Regions from separate parts of the Homo sapiens genome. Here region 1 is linked to region 2. Evidence: chromatin loops called from intact Hi-C (ENCODE). Cell type or tissue: IMR-90. All regions are shown on one strand. Links, peaks and the distances in the headings refer to the core of each region. The heading gives the core; the rest is flanking DNA. Region 1 has its middle 79 kb from the start of TGFA. Region 2 has its middle 25 kb from the start of FAM136A.

Evidence for each region. Peaks named below come from ENCODE experiments on the same cell type or tissue, not always from the same donor. Only the 100,000 strongest peaks of a DNase experiment are listed, where the experiment ranks them.
Region 1: a loop joins it to region 2, with 2.1 times the contacts of the local background. A loop is called at or near these places in 2 of 110 quality-filtered maps.

The regions. Positions count from the first base shown.
Region 1 is chr2:70,626,880-70,639,229 of GRCh38, reverse strand. No RefSeq gene overlaps it. Among named protein-coding and RNA genes, the nearest start is that of TGFA, 79 kb to the right of the region's middle. In IMR-90, for the core only: no CTCF peak of the experiment used is centred there; no DNase peak of the experiment used is centred there; H3K27me3 peaks cover 286 bases.
Region 2 is chr2:70,321,291-70,333,640 of GRCh38, reverse strand. No RefSeq gene overlaps it. Among named protein-coding and RNA genes, the nearest start is that of FAM136A, 25 kb to the right of the region's middle. RefSeq lists a silencer at 3,530-3,824. In IMR-90, for the core only: no CTCF peak of the experiment used is centred there; no DNase peak of the experiment used is centred there; H3K27me3 peaks cover 1,710 bases.

The DNA of each region.
Region 1 (12,350 bases), core at 2,442-10,441, 300 kb before region 2:
GTGAATAACTTTCTTCGTCTCCAAGATATTTGATATGGGTATAATTCTTTGAAATAATAACATACTTTAAGAAATACACAGCTACACAAAAATAAGAGGCTGGGTTTTTTGGGGAGGGGCAAGATTGTCATTATTTTCTAAGCCTTACGTTTGAGTCAGGGCAGCCATGAGACACCTCTTGCTAAGAGAAATTAATTGATTTTTCAAATTAGTTTTTTTTTTTCAGTGCACACAGTTCCAAACATCAAATTGAGCTAATATACTTGTAACAAAACATGATTCCCTGTCCCATCCTTCCCCACCCCTACCTGTTCCCCTCTCTAGAGTCTTCCACTTTCAACTGCTTTTTTCCTGGGTTTACATATCTTCATATTTCTAAACAACATGTATATTCTGTTATCTTTTACTTTATCAATTTGAGATATTATCTACTGACTTCCTGTTATGCTAGATGAGGATCTAGTTCTCTTACAGCATCATCTCTATCCGTCTGCTTCCTGTCCCCCCTCCTCCCCATGCAATTTGATTATGGTTTTTGGTCAGATTAATATTATCTGTTTATATCATTATGCCTGGACAAATATTATTCACAGCTGAGCATTGTCGTGCACTATGATTATGTTTCCTTTCTTACCTTTTGTTTCATCTGTAGTTAATAATTGCCTTCTTTTTATTTACTTAATTTTCTGTACTTATTGCTAATTTATCTTGCAACTTCTGAAAGTCTCCCAAACACTTTTCTATAAAGCCAACAACATCAAGCAATCTAACTGTTCTTTTTTTGTTTTTAATTTCTGTTAGAAACATCTCTCATGAAGATTTGCCTTCTCCTATCTAGGCTGGTTTTTCTCTAGGCTTGCCAGGCTGCTGTATACCTGTCTTTCTGGGACTGATTCCTTTTTGCTGCCATCCTTGGGATTTTTTTATTTTATTTTATTTTATTTATTTATTTATTTATTTATTTGCCTTTTTCTTTGAGTTGGATTCTCTGTTTCTTTGATATCTTCCTCTTTTTAGTTTAATACCTTGTTTTAATGGAGTACATGCTCCAACAGTCTGATCAGGTTAAAATGATGGTACAACAGTGATGGACACAGTGATGATGTTCCTCATTGTGGCTGTCCCTTGAGGATACTGCTTCAGTCTGACCCAGGTGCCCTGTACGTCATCAGATGTCACTCTGGGATCTTTGTTCACCGTACTCTTGGTGACTTCCTTCACTTCTCTCCTGGGTTGAAATTCATTTTCTTTATTTTATTTTATTTTATTTTATTTTATTTTATTTTATTTTATTTTATTTTTATTTTTTTGAGATGGAGTCTCGCTCTGTCACCCAGGCTGGAGTGCAGAGTGCAATGGCATGATCTTGGCTCACTGCAAGCTCTGCCTGCCAGGTGCATGACATTCATCTGCCTCAGCCTCCCAAGTAGCTGGGACTACAGGCGCCCACCACCATGCCCGTCTAATTTTTTGCATTTTTAGTAGAGACGGGGTTTCACCGTGTTAGCCAGGATGGTCTCGATCTCCTGACCTCATGATCCAAAGGGCTCCCAAAGGAGCCTCGGCCTCCCAAAGGGCTGGGATTACAGGCGTCAGCCACTGCACCTAGCTGAAATTCATTTTCTTTATCCCATGTCCCATGTCCTTCTCTTTCTTGCTTTACTTCCAACAGCTTCTAATAGTTTCCTGAGAAAGCAGACATGGGAGGCAGAGCTTTTGAGACTTTGCATGTCCAAAGATGTCTTTATTATGCCCATATACTTCCTTGATTATTGGCTACCTACAGAATTATAGCTTGAAAAAAATTAAATTTCCTAGGTTGGAAAAATTTTCAGTAACTTTTTGTAATTTGGGGGGCTTTGCTCTACTGTCTTCTTGCTTTTGGTGTTGCTATTGAGAAGCCCAAAGCCATTCAGATTCTTCCTCCTTTTTATACAGTATAGTTTTTCTCTCTGGAAGCTTTAAAATCTTCTCTTTGTCCTCAGGGTTCTGAAAGATCACGATGAGATGCCTTCACATAGGTTTAGTTTTAATCAATTTGCAGGATTCTCACTGAGCCCTTTAAATCTAGAAAGTCATATAAGAATATGAAGTTTTCTTCAGCTATTGTTGATGATTTATTCCCCACAGCCTTCTCTGTATTCCTTTGCAATTCCAATTGGTTGGATTTTGGATCTGTCGTACTTACCCTCTAATGTTCTTATATTGTCTCTCCTACTTCCCATTTCTTTGTCTTTCTCCTCCATTTTTCAGGAAATTTCTTCCAGTTTAGTTTCCAGTTCTATCGAGTTTCTTTCCATCATCATATTTTCATTTTAAAGAGCTTCTGTTGTTGTTATTGTTTATCAAATGTTTTATTTCTTTTTAAAATAACATCCTGTTCTTCCTTCATTGATGCAATCTCTCCTGTTCTCCAGGAATATTAACAACTTTTAAAAAAAGTTTTATTCTTTCTGCATTGACTATTTTCTCTAGGGGTTTCTTTCCACTATTTATTTGTTTGGGTCTCTTTATTCCACATTAGAGAACTTTGTCAGTGTTTGGCTGTCTGTTCTTGACTAAGATTGGGGTCTAAAAAGCTGTTCTAAGAAGTTCTGAGTGTATGAAGGCCTTGATAGATTAGAGCTTCGTGGTGGAGTAGTCTCAGGGTTGTGTGCTGGGAACCTCCAATTCAGGATCTTTTTTCTTAGGCTGTTTAGATTCCTCAAGAAAGACTCTTCTCTCCAGCTTCTGGATCCTGACATTTTGGGAGACGAATGTGGAAAGTGGACTGGGGGTCTTGGAATTCAGTTGTATGTGCTAACTAAGTATCCTTGTTTTCTGTGCAGTGCTCAAGCCTTTGTTTCCCCTCTTTACAGAAAAACTCCCAGTCTTCTGAGAGGGTGGGAAAAGGGCAGTCACCAGGAGTATGGAGTAAAGAAGGGAACTCGGGAATCTAATCACTTCTCAATGGATTTCACTTCCTGTTCTTTTTTGAGTACCCTTTCATCCACAGTTCTGGAGGTGCCCAATGCTGCCCAGTTCTGAGCCCTTTGAGGACTCTGTGGAATAAATCAAGTTGGTTCTTCACTTTCTCTATAGATGACTTAAGGTTCAGCTTTATCAGATCTGCTAATCCAGTTACCACTCACACTTCTGCTTTCTAGCTTCAAATATTTTATAGCTGTTCTCTCCTCTTGTCCATGTGAGTTTATGTTTTCGGTTTGTTTTAAAATTTCTTTACTGGCGAGGGACATCAGACATATATTCAAATAGGCATCTTTTTAAAAATTGATTTTTGTTTATATTTTTAAGTTTTGTTTTATTTTTAATTGACAAGAATTACACATATTTATGGTGTAAAATGTGTTGTTTCAATACATGTATACACTGTAGAATGATCACGTCAGGTGAATTAGCATATTCATCACCTCGAATATTTATCATTCCTTGTTGGCAAGAACATCTAAAATCCTCTTTTAGCTATTTTGAAATATATATTATTATTAACTATAGTCACTGTGCTGTGCAGTAGAACACCAGAGCTTGTTCCTCTTATCTAACTGAAACTTCAAACCCATTGACCAGTGTCTCCTCTTTCCCTTTCAACCCTCCCACCTGCCACCCAGCCTCTGGTAACCACCATTCTACTCTCTTCTATGAGACTGACTTTTTGAGATTCCTCATATAAATGAAATCACACAGTATTTGTCTCTTTGTGCCTGGCTTATTTCACTGAAATGTCCTTTAGGTTTATCCTCGTTGTCACAAATGACAGAATTTCCTGGGTTATTTTAAGGCTGAAGAGTATTCCATTTACAAATACACCACATTAAAAAAAATCCATTCATCCATGAATGAGCACTTAGGTTGTTTCCATATCTTGGCTATTGTGTATAGCGCTGCGATGAACATGGAAGTGCAGATATGTCTTCAATATACTGATTTCAATTCCTTTGGGTATATACCCAGGAGTGGGATTGGTGGATCATATGATAATTCTATTTTTAGTTTTTTTGAGGAACCTCCACAGTTTTCCAAAATGGCTGTACTGATTTACATTCCCACCAACAGTGCATAAGGGTTCTCTTTTCCCCACATCCTCACCAACACTTGTTATCTTTCCTCTTTTTGATAACAACCAATCTAACAGGTGTGAGATGATATCTCATTGTGGTTTAATTTTCATTACTCTTATGAGTAAAGATGTTGAACATTTTTGGATATATCTGTTGTCCAGTTATATGTCTTCTTTTGAGAAATGTCTATTCAAGTCATTCGCCCATTTTTAATAGGTTGTTTTCTTGTTATTGAGTAGTTTGAGTTCCTTGTTTACTTTGTATATTAGCCTCTGATTTGATGTATGATTTGAAAATATTTTCACCCAATCTGTGAGTTGCCTTTTCTTTCTATTAATTGATTCCTTTGTCATGTAGAAGCTTTTTAGTTTGATGCAATCCCATTTGTCTGTTTTTGCTTTTGTTGCTTCAACTCGACATCTTAACCTGGAGGCCCTCAAGGCTAATTTTCCAAACCCAGTGATAGCCAACATTTATTCATCTGTCACTTAATGCTGAGGATACTTTCTGAGAAATGCAGTGTTAGCTGATTTCATTATTGTTTGAAGATCATAGAGTGTACTTAAACAAACCTGAATGGTATAACCTACTACACAGCTATGTTGTATGGCTTCAAATCAGTACAGCATGTTACTGTACTGAATACTGTAGGCAATTGTAACACAGTGGTATTTGTGTATTTAAATATATCTAAATGTGGAAAAGTTACAGTAAAAGTACTGTATTATAACCTGTTGGTTGACTGAAAAGCTGTTGTGTGACACATGCCTGTATTTATTATCATCCAAGAGGTCATCTGACTACTTTATATATATTAATTCATTGAATTCTCATACCGGTCCTAGTAGATGAGTACTATTGTTATCAAATGAAGAAACTGAGGCACAGAGAGGTTATGTAACTTATCTAAGATCTCCCAACTTGTATATGGTGGAGCTGGGATTCAAGCCCAGGAATTTGGCACCACATCGGTACACTGTCTAGCCTAAGGAACGTTACTATTCTCTCTTATCTTCTAAGACTTGGTTACCAAAAGACAAAAAGGGATCTGGTTAGGATTCCCTTCAATGGCTCTCTTCTAGTTAAATGATCTCTTTGTTTACCCTGCCTGCTACGTTTCAGGCACTATGCGCAATTCTCGTTTAATTCTCACAGCATTCTTATGTAGTAGGTATTAACAGGTGCATTATACAGATGAGAATACTGGGGCCCAGAGCTATTAAATAACTTGCTGGAGCCTCTTGTAGCAACTTGAAGAGCCAAGATTCAAATCCAAGTCCACGTAGCTTCAAAGCCAAGGAAGACTCTGAGGCATGCTTAGAATTTTGAAAGGCCTCTGTCAAAAAGGGGAGACCAGAGCATATACTTTCACTACCTTTCACCATGTCCAAATATTTAGCAAAGTAAATATATGTGGTTCATTATTTTGATTTTCTTTGTCAGGGGTTCCAATTAATGTATGTTGGATCTCTTTTGTCTGTATCTGATATCTCTAATTTTCCTCTGTAATCCTTTTTAACATTTTGATTTTTAAATTTAATATTTTATGTCTCTCTTATTTGTTTTTCACAATGTTTCTTTTCCTTTATTTCAATCATGGCTTCATTTATTTCTTTTACTGCTTTTTTAAGTTCTGCCAGTTTACTTTTCATCTTCTCCTGCTGTTTTATCATCTCTTCCCCAGCTCTTGCATCTCTTCTTTGTCCTCTTACTTTAGAAAGATAATTGTCTGTTGCATATATGTTTAATCCATGGTGAAATATTTGTGGTCAAAATTTCATCTGCTCCATGACAACATTTTCAGGCTCTCTGTCTTTTGTTTTCCCTGTTTTCTTCTTTTCCTTTTCTTTTAACATTTTCATATAAATTATATGCTGCTTTGTTTTACATTACTCAACATTGCAGAAAATGAGTTATTTCTGGAACACCTCTTAGAATGAGATTCATGTGTCAGTGGGGCCAGGGCCATGTTCCAGGCTAACTGGAATTTGTGTGTGTGCTGGTTTCACTTTTATTGTTTCCCAGCTAATGAAGAAAGGCCAGTGTGCCATTTGTTTGTTTGTTTTAATGCAAGAGCTCTTTTTTCCCTCACTGCCAAAGAGATAGACCACTTTCCATTATTATGGCTTATCAGTATGATTTCTTGTTCTATCGCATTTGTATTTTGGAACCAAATTAGATTCAGGGTCACTTTTACTGATAGAGTACTCCTCAACACAATTAGAAAAACAAGGGTTTGATTTTGCCTGCCAAGGATTCCCTTCATCTTTAAGATCGGTAATTTTGCTGGCTTTTTCTGAGATCTGTGGCCACAGCACCTTCTCTCTGCAGCATCCTTTCTGTACGCAAATGCCCCCGTCAAGCTCCCTGTTTATGGCAGTTCTTCTACTTATCATATAGACTGGTGTTTTAGTTATCTCTAAGCTTCTTTTAAAGTGAAGTTTGCAGTTTTGTGTCTCATTTTCCTTGTTGCTTTTGGATAAATTCCAGGAAAAGAGAGGGAGAAAGGTAACTTTGAACAGCCGTATTCAAACCAGACATCCACTCTAATTTCTTTTTCAGACCTGTTGCACAACTTCCTATTTACTGAACTCTGGTTAGGTTTGCCATTTATATCTCATGTCTTGCTCATTCTGTTTGTTTTTTTCCCCCTTTTCACCCTTGGTTTTGCAGGTTTTTTCCTCAAGAAGTTCCATAGGAGATAAACTTTCTATTAGTCTGGGTCCCCTGAAAAGTAAATTTCAAGTCATGAGTAAAAATAGAGAAAGATCTGGATAAGGCTTGGAGAGATATCAGAGCATGATGCAGGTTTGACCCTGAATGATGGAGAGAGGGAGAGAAGGTTGGGTAGAAGTGTTTTAGATTCCATTCAGTCAGACGAAAAGTTTGACACAGTTGTTGGAGAGTCCCCTGTCTCCCAGGAATGGGTCTGGGTTAGTATCTCTGCTACATTCAGTCTTTGGCTGGGAGCAGCCATGACACAAATGTGCCAACAGATTTCAGGCACAAAAGTGGGGCCCATGGTCAGTTACACTCCTGTAATCAGAGATCTGCAAGGCACATTCTCATGGCAGCCACACTTCCTTTGCTTTGCATTTCTGAAAATATTTTATTTCAGCCTGACATTTGATTGATAATTTAGCAATATATAGAATTCTATATTCAAAATAATTTTCTCTCAGAACCTAGAAGGAATTGGATCCATTATCTTCTAGAATCTAGTTGCTGATGAGAAGTTTAATGTCAATCTGACTTCTGATTTTTAAGGAATTTCTGTTTCTCTCCCCCCACTGGCCACTTCCTCCGTCTCTCTCTCTCTGCTTTTAGATGTACCCTATCTTCAGTGTGCAGAAATGTGTTAAAGAGTGTGTGATTGTCAGCACTATGTGAACTTTTTAAGGCTAAAAACTGCTTCTTTTCAGCTCTGGGAAAATTTCTTATATGATTTGTTTGATCCACTTTCTCTGTTTTCTCACTCTGGAAATTCTATTAGTCGGATAATTGACTTTCTAAATAGATCCTTTCTCTCTGGTTCCATCTCTTTGCCTTATGTTCTGGGAAATTTCTTTGACTTTATCCTTCAATTACTCTATTAATTTTTCCTAATTAATTTTCTTATTGTTCCTTTTAAATAGCATTCTGCTTATGTTTTTGTCCATATTCATACAACAACTCAAAAATTCTGGGGCTATTCGTTAGAGTTGTTTTTTTTTTTTTTAATGTTTTCCTTTCTTCACTAAGTTACCTATTTCTTTTGGAGTAATTTGTTCTGTTTGAATTAGCCTTGTCATTTTATGCTCAGGTGTTTGTCTTCTTTCTGGTGATTGGTTCTACTTAATAATGGGGAATGGTGTTGATTTTTCTCCAGAACTGCCATCAGTTTACTTGCTTATCCAAGGTGTGTCTATTTTTCTTCCTAGCTCTCTCCTAGGAATGCGTATGCTGACTAGAAGCTCTGCAGTGTGGGCAGGGATCAGCTGTAGGCCCAATGCTCTTTTAGATAAACTGTAGAAAGTCAGCCTCTAAACTGGGATTTCCCAATTGCATAAAGGGAAGGCTTTACTCTCAAGGATTTTACCAACTCTAGGAGTCCTATTTGGCCCCTGGGAGTACATTCAGTATCTTTAGAGAAGTGTCCTGTAATTTTTGACCTGAAGGAAATGCCGGGCTTCCTACAATGTATTTCTTGGCAATAGGGTTAAAAAGAGGAAGTGAGAGGGGTCCACTTTGAGTTAACTCCTTTCTTTTAGGACCCTCCTTCTTACCCCTGCCCTCCTTTATAACTGCCAACTGGGGCCTGGTCCTGAAGCCTTCTGGAGCTTCCTGGGGCCATTGGCTTTCTCCTTTGCTGCAGTTTCCTCCTGCATATTCTGAGATGCTTTGTTTCACACTGTTTCTTCATGAAATGTCTTACATTCTCTTTTCATCTGTAAGAAATTCATTGAAACCCCTTACCTACCAATGATCTCTTTCCCAATTCATTTAGGATACGAGTTTATTCCTTCACCATCATTTTACTGGAGTCTCAGGTGGAAAGGAAAAAAAATTGTGTGCATAGCCTTCCAATTTATACATTAAAATCCTCATGCTACTTTACCTGTTTCACAGTAAGGAAATAATTAGAATGCTGCCTGATTCTCTTTGAGAAGCTCATATTCTTTTAAGGACATTGCTTCTTCTGTAGCCTTCCTCTGGGAGGTGTTTTTCTCTTGCTTCCTAGCACCATTGAGTCTGGCAGGGCATTATGCTTGATGCTCATTGCTGGTATTAGACAGGTCTTCTTTTCCTACTAATAACATCTCATGTCATCAGACTACATACTACCCACGCATCTTGTGGCAGTCACCTACACCACCCAGTCATTTCCCTTTATTCCTCAAAGATTTTAGCTCTTAGTTCACAATCATGCTCTTCAACACTGCTACTTTCACAATTGATGATGTTTTATTAGTGACACGGATGACGTTTCCAGTACCCAGCATCTCAGTTCCTCGACCCTGTCTCTTTCAGTGAGCATGTTCTCCATTGTACCTCAGTTACTCATTCCTGTGGTTATACCTCTGACCTTGGCTTTACCAATAATATCTATTTCAAGCATCCACTCTGACAATCATCATGTAAATAGCCAGCTTGCTTTTTCTGATACTCAAACATCAATAATTACTATCAGATCTTCCAGCCCTTTGATCCTAGTATATTTTTCAATGCTCCTCATATTCTTATTTTATGTCTTACCTAGCTTAAATTCCATTGTCCAATCCTATAATCACTTCCTTAAAACTCCTTTACCTGCTCCCTCTTTACACAAGCTCACATGGAAAAATCCCGAACCTAGTTAAATCCGACTCTTGCTTACCTTGTACCTAAACCTGCACAAATGATTCAGGGGGGATATGAGCATAAAAACATTCTGACCGTTTGTACCTTATAATTTTAATTCTCTTACATTTGTTGCAGTTTGTTCTGTGGTTCAAAACATGATGGACCTATTTTGATGAACATTCCCTGTGCACTCAAAATGAATGTGTATTCTGCTGTTGCCAGGTGAACTGTTCTAGCAACGTCAATTAGGTCAAGTTGGTTGTTCATGTTCTTCAGGTCTTCTATACTGCCATTGATTTTCTATTTACTTTTTCTATCAATTAATGAGAACAGAGTTTTGAAGTCTTCAACTATAATTATGGCTTTGTCTTTCTCCTTTCAGTACTTCAGTTTTCATTTCATTTACTTTAATTTCATGTAATCATTTGTTTATTTATTTTTGAGATGGAGTCTCGCTCTGTCACCCAGGCTGGAGTGCAGTGGTATAATCTGGGCTCACTGCAACCTCTGCCTCCCAGGTTCAAGTGATTCTGCTGTCTCAGCCTCCCAAGTAGCTGGGATTACAGGCATGCGCCACCATGCCCAGCTAATTTTTGTATCTTTAGTAGAGACGGGGTTTCACGATGTTGGCCAGGCTGGTCTCGAACTCCTGGCCTTAAGTGATCCACCCACCTCCACCTCCTAAAGTGCTGGGATTACAGGCATGAGCTGCCATGCCCAGCCTTCATTTCATTTACTTTAAAATTCTGTTCTTAGACACATACACATTTAGGATTGTTAAGGCTTTGTTGTGAAATGATCATTATGTAATGTTGCTCTTTATTATCCCTAGTAATATTCTTTCCTTTGAAATCTTTGATATGAATATAGCCACTTCAGCTTTCTTTTGATTAGCATTTGCATCGTATATCTTTTTCTATCCTTTTATCCCATCTGTATGTTCATATTAAAACATATTAAGGATTTCTCGCTTACACACTGTTGGTAGGAGTGTAAATGAGTTCAACCATTGTGGAAAGCTGTGTGGTGATTCCTCAAAGGGCTAAAAACAGAACTACCATTTGACCCAACAATCCTATTACTGGGTATATACCCAAAGGAATATAAATCGTGCTCCCATGAAGATGTACACACAACTGTTCATTGCAGCACTATTCACAATAGCAAAGACACAGAATCATCCTAAATGTCCATCAGTGACAGACCGTATAAAGAAAATGTGGTACATACATATACACCATGGAATACTACGCAGCCATAAAAAGGAACCAGATCATGTCCTTTGCAGGGACGTGGATGGAGCTGGAAGCCATTATCCTTAGCAAGCTAACGCAGCAACAGAAAACCAAATACCACATGTTCTCACTTGTAAGTGGGAGCTAAATAATGAGAACACATGGACACAAAAAAGGGAACAACAGACACTGTGGCCTCCTTGAGGGTGGAGGGTAGGAAGAGTGACAGGATCAGAGAAAATAAGTATTGGGTACTAGGCTTAGTACCTGAGTGATGAACTATTATCTGTACAACAAATCCCCATGACACAAGTGTATCTATATAACGAACCTGCACATGTGCCCCTGAACCTAAAATAAGTTTTAAAAAAGCGAGTTTCTTCTAGACAGCATATGGTTGAGCCTTTTAAAATACAATTTTGACAATTTCTGTCTTTTAATAGGAGTATTTAGACTATTTACATCTAATTAGTGGCATAGTAGGGTTTAACTCTACCATCTTGCTAGTTGTTTTCAATTTGTCCCATCTGTTCTTCATTCCTTCTTTTCCCTCTTTTTCTGTCTGCTTCAGGATTGAGTACTTTTTATGATATAATTGTGTCTCTACTACTGGCTTATTCTTTTGCCTCTTTTAAAAAAATATTTAATAGCTGCCCTAGAGTTTACAATGTACATTTTTAACTTATTACAGTATACCTCTAAATAATATTATACCACTCACAGTGGTGTAGAAACCTTACAACAGTATACTTCCAATTTGTTCCTCTGATCCTTGGTGCTATTTTTGTCTTACATTTTACTTTTAAATGTTTTTAAACCCCACAATGCATTTGTATAGTTTTTGCTTTAGGCCAGAGGCCAGCAAACCATGACCATCAGGTCAGCCAAACATTTTTATAAATAAAGTTTACTGGCACACAGCCACACCCATTTGTTTACACATGTCCTGGCTGCTTTCCAACTACAGCAGCAGATCTGAGTAGCTGCAACTGAGACTGTATGTCCTGCAAGCCTAAAATATTTATTATTAATATCTGGCCCTTTCACAAAATGTTTGATGACTTCACTTTAGAAAATTATCTTTTAGTGCAATTAAAAAGAATTAATTTACCTTCATTTTCAGCATTTCTAGCGCTCTTGATTTCTTTTTACAGTTCCAAGTTTCTGTCTGGTGCCATATTCCCCCTGCCTGGAGAATTTCCTCTAACATTTCTTGTAGCATAAGTCTATTGGCAACGAATTCTCTTGGTTGTTTTTCTGAAAAAGTTGTTATTTTGCCTTCATTTTTGAAAGCTATTTTCACTGGAAGGAGAGTTCTGGATGGAGAACTTTTTTGCTCTTTGTATTTGAATGGTGTTGCCCCACTATCTTCTGCTTGTGTGGTTTCTAAGGAGATTCTACTGCGATTCTTTTTTCCTTTATATGTCATGTGCCCTTTCCTCCCTTCCTCCCCACTAGCTGCCTTCAGGATTCTCTCTTTAACAGTGGTTTTCCGGGGACACTGTGCTGTGTCCAGGTGTTTTTCTGTTTTGGTTTGTTTTATCTGTATCTTTTGGTGTTTATCCTTCTTGGTTCTCCAAGTTTTTTGGATCTGTCATTGGATGTATTTCATTATCTTTATAAAATTACTGACTACTATCTCTTAAAATATGTTTTTGCCCTGTCCTGTCACTCTTCTTCTTCTCTTGTCCAAGAGCAGGGCCTGGGGAACTGTTTAACCTGCCTGTGCCTCTGA
Region 2 (12,350 bases), core at 1,767-9,766:
CATTTCATTAAGGTAAAGGTGGAACTATAAGATATTTGTTTGAAAAGGGGGCACCAAGTCCAGCAGAATTGAGAAACACCAGGAGAAATAGCTCTTTGCCAGAATGCAAGACAAATTTGAATATGGCCACCCCAACCTGAGCAGGATCTCTGGACTCCCGTAGTTGGACATTTCCCCACATCCTGGTGGCTGTCAGCTAGGACTGCATGAGGACTCCATCAGCAGAAAGGAGGTTCTCCCATAAACAGTTCTACAAGAGCCTGCCCACACACTCCAGAGGCTACACCTGTACCAGATGACAGCTGCAAACCCTCAATGGCCTATGAGGGAGACCAAACTCTTCACATGGAGGATGGTTAGGAAATGTGCATATGACATGCAAAAATGCAAGAAGCTGGGATAAAGGAATAACAGGTAAACCTCTAGACCAGCCTGTAGTCAAGGAAGCATTGCTGGAACAGGGAAAGGCTGGCATTGAAGTGGAGAAAACCCTTCTATGCCCACCAGAAAGGTGGGAGCATCCCTGGAGGGAATCTTCTCCAACTGCCCTTTGCCCCATTGAAAATTCAGATGAGAAGAGGAGGCACAACGTGTCCTAGCTGCACACCTCCTGAGGTGAAGAAGAGAGACAGAATTATGGAGAGTGAGATGCTGAGGCCTCTGTACCACACCTGTCTCCCTAGGTGCAGGGCAGATGACCAGGGGCCTCATGCAAGGGACACTGGGCGCCACGAGAATCACGAACACAAACCATTAGCCCATAATCTACCTTTACCTTATTAAAATGATTCCCCCACTCCTACATTTCACGTTGTTTTCCTCCCTCCAGGAAGACTATCAACCCCAAATGATTACGCTTCCCTCCCTTCACACTCCCACCCCACCCATCCCACACTTGGTGCTGCTATGAATACCCCCATTAAAGCTCATTCCTCTGAACTCAGGCTCTGCCCTCTGTTAACAGGTGGCTTTTCTGCAGAAAGAAGTACCCATGGGCCAGGGGCGGTGTTCACACCTGTAATCCCAGCACTTTGGGAGGCTGAGGCGGGTGGATCACCTGAGGTCAGGAGTTCGAGACCAGCCTGACCAATATGGCAAAACCCCGTCTCTACTGAAAATACAAAAAAGTATCCCAGCATGGTGGTGGGTGCCTGTAATCCCAGCTACTGGGGAGGCTGAGGCAGGAAAATCACTTGAACCCAGGAGGCAGGGTTGCAGTGAGCCAAGATCGTGCCACTGCACTACAGCCTGGGCAACAAAGAGCAAAACTCGGCCTCAAAAAAAAAAAAAAAAAAAAAACCCAGGAAGCTGATCCTGTCAAACTAGGCAGAAGGCAAATAGAAACTGTCCCCAGCTCTGGGTGTGGGGCCCTCAGCTGGCAGGACTAGGGGGTCAGTGATGGGTGACCTCACAAGCTAAATCACCTGGGTCAGGGCTGAGTGACCTTGATAAAAGGTACTATGATAGCTCACTTCAGCCTTGAACTCCCAGGTTCAAGCAATCCTCCCACCTCAGCACCAACCCCTGACGGCCAGGTAGCTGGGACTACATGCACATGCCACCATGTTTGGCTAATTTTTATCATAAAGATAACACTTTTTCTTAAAAAAAATGTTCTTTTTGAGACAAAGTCTCACTCTGTTGTCCAGGCTGGAGTGCAGTGGCGCAATCTCAGCTCACTGCAACCTCTGCCTCCTGGGTTCAAGTGATTCTCATGCCTCAGCCTCTCAAGTAGCTGAGATTACACGTGCATACCACCTCGCCTGGCTAATTTTTGCGTTTTTAGCAGAGATGGGGTTTCACCATCTTGGCCAGGCTGGGCTCAAACATCTGACCTCAAGTGATCTCCCCACCTCGGCCTCCCAAAGTGCTGGGATTACAGGCATGAGCCACTGCCCCCAGCCTCTTTTTCTTAAATTATATTATCCATAAATTCAGTGCAATCCCAATCAAAATCACAATTTTTATAAAACTTCATGAACATAAAGCATTAGCCCAGAATCTACCCCATGGGACCCAGGGACTTCAGCCATCAGCACAGGGGGCTCTTTTTCCCATAATGTTCACATTTATCAAAGTAATGCAGTCGTTAAGAAAATAAGGCAAAATATTTTAAAAGTAGAAAGAGGAACACAGTTTCACCCACTTCCACCTTCAAAACAACTTTGCAAACGTGGCAGTGTATCTCCCTTCAAATGTTTATAAAATCTGCAAGTTTGCTCTAACATAGAACAATGCCATCAAATATATTTGGTGGTCCTAAAAGTCACACCGTGAGGACAGGCACCCAGAGCACAGTTGCATTTAGAATAAACTCCAAGCTCCTTCACGCAGCCTGCAGGCCGGTATGGTCTGGCCCTGCCTCTGTTCCCGGTCTCATCTCCCGACCCCACTGGCCTCTCTGCCCCTCAGGCAGACGGTTTTTTCAGTCCTGGAAGGCACCCAGCCCTGTCCATCTTGGTGACCCCAGGTGGGCCATTCTGCTCCTAATGTGCTTTGGGCGCCCCTGCAGCCTGGTTCACATCCTTTCACAATTCAAAGCTTGGTTCTGGGGCCTCTCCTGGCTTCCCCCATCCCCATCTCAGTTAAAGCCCCTCTGTTATTCTCTTTCACAGCCCTCTACCTTTTCTGAATAATACGTCCCCCAATTTATAATGATACACTTTGCTTATCTATTTGGCATCTGTGTCCCCCACTGGAGGGATATGGGCAGGGTGACATGTGTTTTGCTCCTCTCTGGTGCTCCCCTCCTTGGTGTTCTTTTGTTCACATCTCCCTGTTTCATCTGCTCCAGCCCAACTTGTTCCCAGTCCCATCAGCTTCCAACCTCATGGTTCAAATCCAATGTATAGTCTCTCTTTGCAACCCCCAAATAGTGTCTCCAGCTGTGAATTCTGTTTCTCTCCTCTAATAGGGGGCAGTCTCCTCCCTGCTTTTTTTTTTTTTTTTTTTTGCTTCAGCTGGGAGGTGAGCAGCCCCATCTGTTCCCACCCAGGCTGGCCCTAAGCAGCAGTCTCTACACTGCCGCCGAAGAAGTTCCTGCAGACTTCTCCCCGCCCCTAGAATCAAACACATCCACTAACATCAAGCTTGAGCCACAAAGTTCCAGAGGTACCTCTGGGTTGCTGGGAGGAGCAGCAGTAACTTAATGCTGGTGTCTGGGGTGCAGAGGAGAGAGGGCCCCACTCTGAGCTCACAGAGTGCTGGAGGTTCAGGCTGTGGAACACCGGAACACAGATGTTCCCCAGGAGCCTAGATGCCCACTCAAACCTTCTTAGGCACTTTTGAATCTTCTTTTTTTTTTTTCTTTTTGAGACGGAGTCTCGCTCTGTCAACCAGGCTGGAGTGCAGTGGCGCTATCTCGGATCACTGCAAGCTCCGCCTCCCAGGTTCACGCCATTCTCCTGCCTCTGCCTCCCGAGTAGATGGGACTACAGGCGCTCACCACCACGCCCGGCTATTTTTTGTATTTTTAGTAGACACAGAGTTTCACCGTGTTAGCCAGGATGGTCTCGATCTCCTGACCTCGTGATCCGCCCGCCTCGGCCTCCCAAAGTGCTGGGATTACAGGCGTGAGCCACCGCGCCCAGCCGGCACTTTTGAATCTTTACAGGTCCCACCATCTTGGGTGAGGCAAAGTACAGTTTACCTTCATTATTCACAGTAGTTATGTTCTATAAAGCTGGCTGGAGGCCAAGGGCAGTGGCTCACGCCTATAATAGCAGTACTTTGGAAGGCTGAAGTGGAAGGATCATTTGAGGCCGGGAATTTGAAAGCAGCCTGGGCAACATATTGAGACCGCATCTACACAAAAGAAAATTTGTTTTAATTGGGCAGGCATAGTGGCCCATGCCAGTAGTCACAGCTGCTCAGGAAGCTGAAGCAGGAGGATCTCTTGAGCCCAGGAGTTCAAGGTTACCGTGAGCTATGATCACACCACTGCACTCTAGCCTGGGCAACAGAACAAGACTGTCTCTAAAAAAAACAAAAGCTCAACCAAGAGCGTCTCTGATATTTAAATAACGATTGTAGAGAACTTTATAGTTCTTAACACATTTGCATGCATGTGTGTGTGTGTGTGTACACATATATGGCTAAATTAACAGCAGATCCTCAAGACTAACCACAGTAAACAAATTGCCATGATGCCTTTTCCATGAGAACTGCTTTGTACACCCTGGCAATCCATCAGAACAGAAGCCAAAGCCCCAGTGTGCCCTTTTGTACTCTGTACTCCAGCTCACCTGCTGCTTCCCAGCTCACCTGTTTTCCCAAAGTTACAGACAGAGGACAGACAACATTGTTAAACTCTAGAGTGATTCCCATGGGCAGGGCAGGGCAGCGGGAGTGAGTAGGAGGGTGTTTTCTTCAAGTTGAAGGAGAGGAAAGAAAAAATATCCAGCTGTAGCAATCAGATTGTCGGCACCAAAGACAGAGTGACTCAGGGCAGGTCCTTGGCAAGCAGGCACTGAGCCAGGCTGGGCCCACACCCTGGAGAATGAGAATAGCATTCTGTGATCAAAGTGGGAAGGAATGCATCCATTCCGGAAACCAGGTGAGGCAGGGTTGTCATTAAGACAATCTGGGCAGAGCTGTGATTACAGAGGGAGCAAGCTGACGGGATGAAAACGGAAATCCACAGCGCCTGCTCCCTGCTGAGCAGCCCAGCTTGCCCATGCTGCCCTTTGGTCCAGCTAATGTCTCTGGGCAGTGATAAGGCCTTAAGTATCTGTGGATAAAGCACCTGATAGTTAACTAAAAATAATAATAATTTCAAAGTTTTGTTGAGTGAGCTTTAGTATTATATGAACTATCAGTCCTCATTCTTTTTCTCATTAATTAGGATGGATGTTCTAACAAGAGAAATTTTATATAACTAAAGAAGACACTTTTTTTTTTTTTTGAGATGGAGCCTATGTCACCCAGGCTGGAGGGCAATGGCGCGATCTTGGCTCACTGCAACCTCTGCCTCCCGGGTTCAAGCGATTCTCCTGGCTCAGCCTCCCAAGTAGCTGGGACTACAGGCATGCGCCACCACACCTAGCTAATTTTTTTTATTTTTTATTTTTTATTTTTTGAGACCGAGTCTCGCTCTGTCGCCCAGGCTAGAGTGCAGTGGCGCGATCTCGGCTCACTGCAAGCTCCGCCTCCCGGGTTCACGCCATTCTCCTGCCTCAGCCTCCCGAGTAGCTGGGACTACAGGCGCCTGCCACCACACCCAGCTAATTTTTTTGTATTTTTAGTAGAGATGGGTTTCACCGTGTTAGCCAGGATGGTCTCCATCTCCTGACCTCGTGATCCGCCCGCCTCGGCCTCCCAAAGTGGTGGGATTACAGGCGTGAGCCACCGTGCCCGGACTAATTTTTGTATTTTTAATAGAGACGGGGTTTCACCATGTTGGCCAGGCTGGTGTCAAACTCCTGACCTCAAATGATCCGACCACCTCGGCCTCCCAAAGTGCTGGGATTACAGCTGTGAGCAAGAAGACACATTTATTAAAGAAAACTTAGAAACCCCTGTAAACATTCAGAAGAAAATTATAGTCATTTCTAATCCAATCACTCCTATGTGATGACCCTTAACAGTTGTGCTGTGATTCTTCAGATTTTCTTCTAGGCATGTATATATAACATTTGTTTCTTATTTTAAAAATAAATCATGATGCATAAACTATTTTGTTACTTGAGTTTTTTCACTCAATCAAATGTAACATACTTCTTTCTTACCAAAAAAAATTCTCCTACAGTGTGGTTCTTTGTGTCTGTGGGGTACTTCATTGCACGGTCCTTTTGTTAGTTATTTAATCTGTTTCCTGTTCTTACACGTTTAGTTGCTTCCAAACGTGGAATATTATAAATGCTGTACTATACATCCTAGTTCACATATCTTTCCAAACATGTCTGCTTATCTCCCTCCTTCAAGATGAATTGTTGGGTCAAGGAGTTTTCATGTATTTGTGGCTTATGATATTCACTGCTAAATGACCTTGCTCTACAGGCTAGTCGTACCATTTACATCACCACCGTGTAAACGGTCCTTTTTCCTCTCATCCTCGCCTGCAAAAGGTTTTGCCCTGCTAGCCAACGAGTTGAACTGTGTGATAGGAAGAACCGTGATTTGTTTTCTTTTTGATTTCTTAAATGTTTAGTGAAACTGAATATGATTTCATACATGCATTAGTTTCCTCAGGCTGCTCTAACAAAGTGTGACAAGCTGCGTGGCCTAAAACAACAGATATTGATGGTCTCACCTCTGAAGATGGTAGGGAAGGATCTGCTCCCGCCTCTCTCCTGGCTGCAGGTAGCCTCAGCTGTCCCTTGGCTTGCAGGGCTGTCTTCTCTCTGTGCCTCTTCACGTGTCTTCCCTCTGTGCCTGTCTGCCTCTGTCCAAATGTCCCCACTCTATAAGGACACCCAGTCACAATGGATTAGAGACCACTCTATGACCTCAGTTTAACTAGAATATAAATTAATCCAAGTGTACAGGCCCTATTTCCAAATAAGATCACAGTCTGAAGTACTAGGGGTTGGGACTTCAACATATCTTTTTAGGAGGACAAAGCCTTCTCCAACGATATGCTTATTAGCCATTCCTATTTCTTTTTCCTTTGGTGAATTGCCCACTTCTCTTTTTTTTTTTTTTTTCTTTGAGACTGAGTCTTGCTCTGTCACCAGGCTGGAGTGCAGTGGCTCGATCTCTGTTCACTGCAACCCTGCAACCTCCACCTTCAGGTTCAAGCAATTCTCCTGCCTTGGCCTCTCAAGTAGCTGGGACTTCAGGCTCATGCCAGCACGCCCAGCTAATTTTTTTTTTTTTTTTTTTTTTTGTATTTTTAGTAGAGACGGGGTTTCACCATGTTAGCCAGGATGGTCTTGATCTCTTGACCTGGTGATCCGCCCGCCTCAGCCTCCCAAAGTGCTGGGATTACAGGTGTGAGCCACCTTGCCCGGCTAAATTGCCCACTTTTCTATTGAGTTTTTTGCCTTTTTCTTTAATTGGTAGAAACACTTTGTTATCATTCTTTTATCAGACACATATGTTACAAATGTTTTCCCAGTTTGTGAAGAACAAGGGTTTTTTAATTTTTGCATATCCATATTTTTCTGTTTTATTTCTCTCCTTTATGTCCTACTTAGAATCATCCTGCCTCAAGATTATAAGAACAGTTTTGCCTGTGTTTCCCCTAGCACTTTTTTGTTATGTTTCTAAATTTCAAATCTGGAGTTTATTTTGACATGAGACTTAGATCACTTTTTCCCCAAATGGCCAGCCAGTTGTTCTAATATGTTGATTGAGTGACTCCTCTTTTTCCTTGGTGATTTGAAGCCATCTTTATCTTTTATTAAATCCCTATATATATATTTGAATCTATTGTGAGCTCGTTATTCATTTGTAAATATTTTTCTCTATGTCTATTGCCATACTATACTTTATAATACATTTTAATATTTAAGGTAGATATTCTTTATCATATTCAAGGAAAACTTTCCATCCTTAATTTATTAGGTAATTTCGCCAAAACACATTTGTATCAAATGCCTTCTTACCATATCTGTAGATAATGACGTCATTTTTCTCATTTATTTATTCAACAAATATGTCTTGAACACCAACTATGTACCAGGCCCTACGCTGAGTACTAAATACAACAGTGAGCAAAATAGACATGGTCCCTGCCTTCATGATGCTTATTGCAATCTAGTGGAGGACACAGATGTTAGTCAAATAATCCCATAAAAAAGGTAAAAGTACGGCCGGGCGTGGTGGCTCACGCCTGTAATCCCAGCACTTTGGGAGGCCAAGGCGGGTAGATCACCTGAGGTCAGGAGTTCAAGACCAGCCTGACAACATGGAGAAACCCCGTCTTTACTAAAAATATAAAATCAGCCGGGCGTGGTGGCTCACACCTGTAATCCCAGCAGTTTGGGCAGCCAAGGCAGGCAGATCACTAAGTCAAGAGATCGAGACCATCCTGGCCAACATGGTGAAACCCTGTCTCTACTAAAAATACAAAAATTAGCTGGGCATGGTGGTGTGCGCCTGTAGTCCCAGCTACTCAGGAGTCTGAGGCAGGAGAATTGCTTGAACCCAGGAGGCAGAGGTTACAGTGAGCCGAGATCATAACACTGCAATCCAGCCTGGCGACAGAGCAAGACTCCATCTAAAATATATATATATATATATATATATATATATATATAAATCAGCTGGGCATGGTGGTGCATGCCTGTAATCCCAGCTACTCGAGAGGCTGAGGCAGAAGAATCGCTTGAACCCAGGAGGCAGAGGTTGCAGTGAGCCGAGATCGCACCATTGCACTCCAGCCCGGGCAACAAAAGGGAAACTCCATCTCAAAAAAATAAATAAATAAAAAATAAAAGTACACCACAACTGGTGCTGGGAAGAAAAGGATTACAATACTTAATCTGTGGTCCATGCACCAGCAGCCTGGGCTCCACCTGGGAGCTTGTTAGAAACACAGCATCTCCAGACCTTCTGAACCAGAATCTGCACCTTACCAGGATGCTTCATAGTTTGAGTAGCCCAGGAGTAGGGAGGATTTGACTGATTACAGAGGTAAGGAAAGGTTCCTGAAGGAAGCAATGAGTAAACTTAGATCTGAAAGGAGAGAAGGCACTAAGTCAAAAAGGGAGGGAAGAGTTGCAGGTGGAGGAAAGAGCGTATGCAAAGCCTTTGTGGTCCTGGAAGCCTGGTGCACATGAAGAAATAAAAAGGCCAGTACACATGTTTAACACAGAGTGCCAGGCAGAGCATGGGGGAGGTAAGCTCAGAGAGAGAGGAGGGCCCAACATACAGGGCTTTGTGTACTAAGGCATTTTGCCTTTATATAGGAAATTATGTTGTGTTTTCAACATGGACATCACTGAATTATATGTGAACAATGAAGTGATTGCTTTTGCTGCCTTTGACCTGTGATGAAATGAATAGTTTATACTGATATATCACTTTATATTGAACTATATCAGCATTCCTGGAATAAACCCTACCTGAGTGTGATGTTTATTCGTTGGATTTTATTTGGAAGTACATTATCATTTTGCATCCACATTCATTCGTTAAATCAGTCTACATGTTTTGTATGCTTGTCAGGAGGATGTTTTTGGGTTTTTTGGTTTTTTCCAGACAGACTCTCATTCTGTCACCCAGGCTGGAGTGCAGTGGTGCAACCTTGGCTTACTGCAACCTCCACCTCCCAGGTTCAAGCGATTCTCCTGCCTCAACCTCCTGAGTAGCTGAGATTACAGGTGTGCACTACCGCACTGGCTAATTTTGGTATATTTTGTAGAGATGGGGTTTTGTCACATTGCCCAGGCTGGTCTTGAACTCCTGAGCTCAAGCAATCCTCCTGCCTCGGCCTCCCAAAGTGCTGGGATTACAGGCATGAGCCACCTTGCCCAGCCTGTTGAGGGGATGTTTTGTTCTCTTTATGTTTCATGCTAGCTTTGTAAAATAAAATTCTCTACTATCCAATAATTTATGTATCACAGGAATTCTTTTCTTTTTTTTCTTTTTTTGAGACAGAGTCTCACTCTTGTCACCCAGTCTGGAGTGCAATGGCGCAATATCGGCTCACTGAAACCTTCACCTCCCAGGTTCAAGTGATTCTCCTGCCTCAGCCTCCTGAGTAGCTAGGGTTACAGGTGCCTGCCACCACGTCTGGCCAATTTTTGTACTTTTAGTAGAGATGGGGTTTTGCCATGTTGGCCAGGCCGGTCTCGAACTCCTGACCTCAAGTGATCCGCCTGCGTTGGCCTCCCAAAGTGCTGGGATTACAGGCATGAGCCACCACTCCCAGCCAGGAATTCTTTCCTTTGAAGACTTGAAAAAACTCTGTATGCAAGAAGCGTCTTGAACATATATTGATAATTTATATTATCTTTAAAAAGAATCCCATGAGATCTAAAAACATATTAGCATAGCATTATGCATTACATTATTCTAATAATTTTTGTTCACCGTGGTATCTATGTTCCTTTTCTGATTACTCATTTTGTCTTTATTATATTAGGTGTGGTATCCATTTTATAGTTGCTTTGTTTTTAATAACAATGTGTTGAATCTGCTTATCTACTTATGGTAGTGGCTATATTTTGCAAAGCTATCTGTTAATCCTCTCCCCAACCCCTTCTCCATTAAGAGACCCTGCAGCCTTGACCTCAGAAGTACACACATGTGAGGTTGAGCCAATCAGGTACCAATCAGGTACCTCATAATTGCTGTTTCCAGGGTATATATGGGACCCAAGCCAGGCCAATCAGAGGTCTTTCCCGGGCTTTTTCTTGTAAAAGCTAGCAGTAAGAGCTGCCTTCTTTTCCTCTCTGGGTACAAGCTGAAAGGATGTGACCCTCAAGCTGCCAAGATCCACGTTCTTCTCCATGTGAAGGATAAAACAGAGCCAACACACAGAGAAATGCAGAAATGAAAAACCAAAAACCACTCCAACTGCCCTGGAGTCCTTTGGTTTGGCCAAAGCCAGCTCTGTCTCTGCTCTGTCTTTGATTTGATGAGTTACACCAATAAATTCCTTTATTAATTTCACTTAGTCAGTGTTGGATTTATTAAACCTGGGACTCATCTTTTTCCTTGAAGGCCTAAAAGAACTTCAGCATGTTTTTATCTTGGATTCATTTATCCTGATACTGATGCTGCAATCCCTGATTTCTTTGGGTCTGCCTTTGCAAGGCTGCCCTCTTATTTGTAGCCTTTCTGGGTTGCTTTTGTTTTGAGTGTCTCTTAACAATGGCTGTACTTTGCTGCACACACACCAGCGGGATATGTTCCTGGTGAAAAGTGCATGTGTACTTCCAGAGCCTTAGCTGGTTTGTGTCCTACCTGAGTAGCCAATTAAACTCACCCTGCCCCACACACATGACTCTGTAACACAAGGCTCTCTGGCCGTCTACCACCTCTGGTATTTTCATCATCATAGCACTCAGGGTTTCCATGCCCTGACTCAACTTCCTTCTGTTTCTGTCTCAAGCTTTTCCACCATGCCCACCAGAATTAGTTTTGAGTGTAATAAATGCCCCCATACTGCCAACCTTTCTACTAAGGTTTCCTTCACCTCCTTGTCTTAACTGAAACCTAGATTTTCCCATAAGATCCCCACTTCTAAAACATTAAGTACTATGGAAACCACTACCACATTTCATTTCAAAGTGTTCTTTCCTTTTTATTTCATCTTCCTTCCTCTTTATGTACTCCATTAGGCAGATCCATCTTCATTTCTATTATCTCATTATCTTTTTTTTCCATTTCCTAGAAACTATGTTTTCTTGACTTTAAAGAACAAGGCAAGCCTCCTCACACCTGTGATCCCACCACTTTGGGAGGCCAAGATGGGTGGATCACCCAAAGTCAGGAGTTCAAGACCAGCCTGGCCAACGTGGCAAAACCCCATCTCTACTGAAAATAACAAAAATTAGCCAGGCATGGTGGCACACACCTATAATCCCAGCTACTTGGGAGGTTGAGGCCAGAGAATCGCTTAAACCTGGAAGGTGGAGGTTGCAGTGAGCAGAGATGGTGCCACTGCTCTCCAGCCTGGGTGACAGAACAAGACTCTGTCTCAAAAAAAAAAAAAAAGAAAAAAAGAAAAAAGAACAATGCAATGCAAGCCTGGACAACGAGGTGAGACCCTGTCTCTACAAAAAAATTAAAAATTAGCTGAGCATAGTGGTATGTGTCTGTAGTCCTAGCTACTAGGGAGGCTGTGCCTGGAGGATCACTTGAGCCCAGGAGTTTAAGGTTATCGTGAGCTTTTTTTTTTTTTTTTAAGAGACAGGGTCTCACTCTGTTGCCCAGGCTTCAGTGCAGTGGCACAATCATAGCTCACTGCAGCCTCAAGCTCCTGGGCTCAAGTGATCCTTCTGCCTCAACCTCCCAAAGTGCTGAGGATTACAGAGATGAGCCACTGAACCCAGCCTACAGTGAGCTATGATCACCTAGTGGCTCTTTAGCCCTTCTTAACATCCATAACAAATCTCACAACCTCCACTGTGTCTGCTGCCACAGTCAAGATGTTACGCAAGCAGCCCTCAGCCACCCGCCACCTCTTGCCTTCCTCTCTACCTCCCTCATCCAGCCGGATTACATCAGCTAACAACTCTTGGATCTGTGAAGAACTTTGCTGACACTCTAAACTGCTCCTCAAAAACTACTAAGAGATGGGGCATGGTGGCTCACGCCTGTAATCCCAGCACTTTGCAGGCTGAGGCAGGCAGATCACTTGAGGACGGGAGTTCGAGACCAGCCTAGCCAACATGGTGAAACCTCGTCTCTACTAAAAATACAAAAATTGGCCAGGCGCGGTGGCTCACACCTGTAAT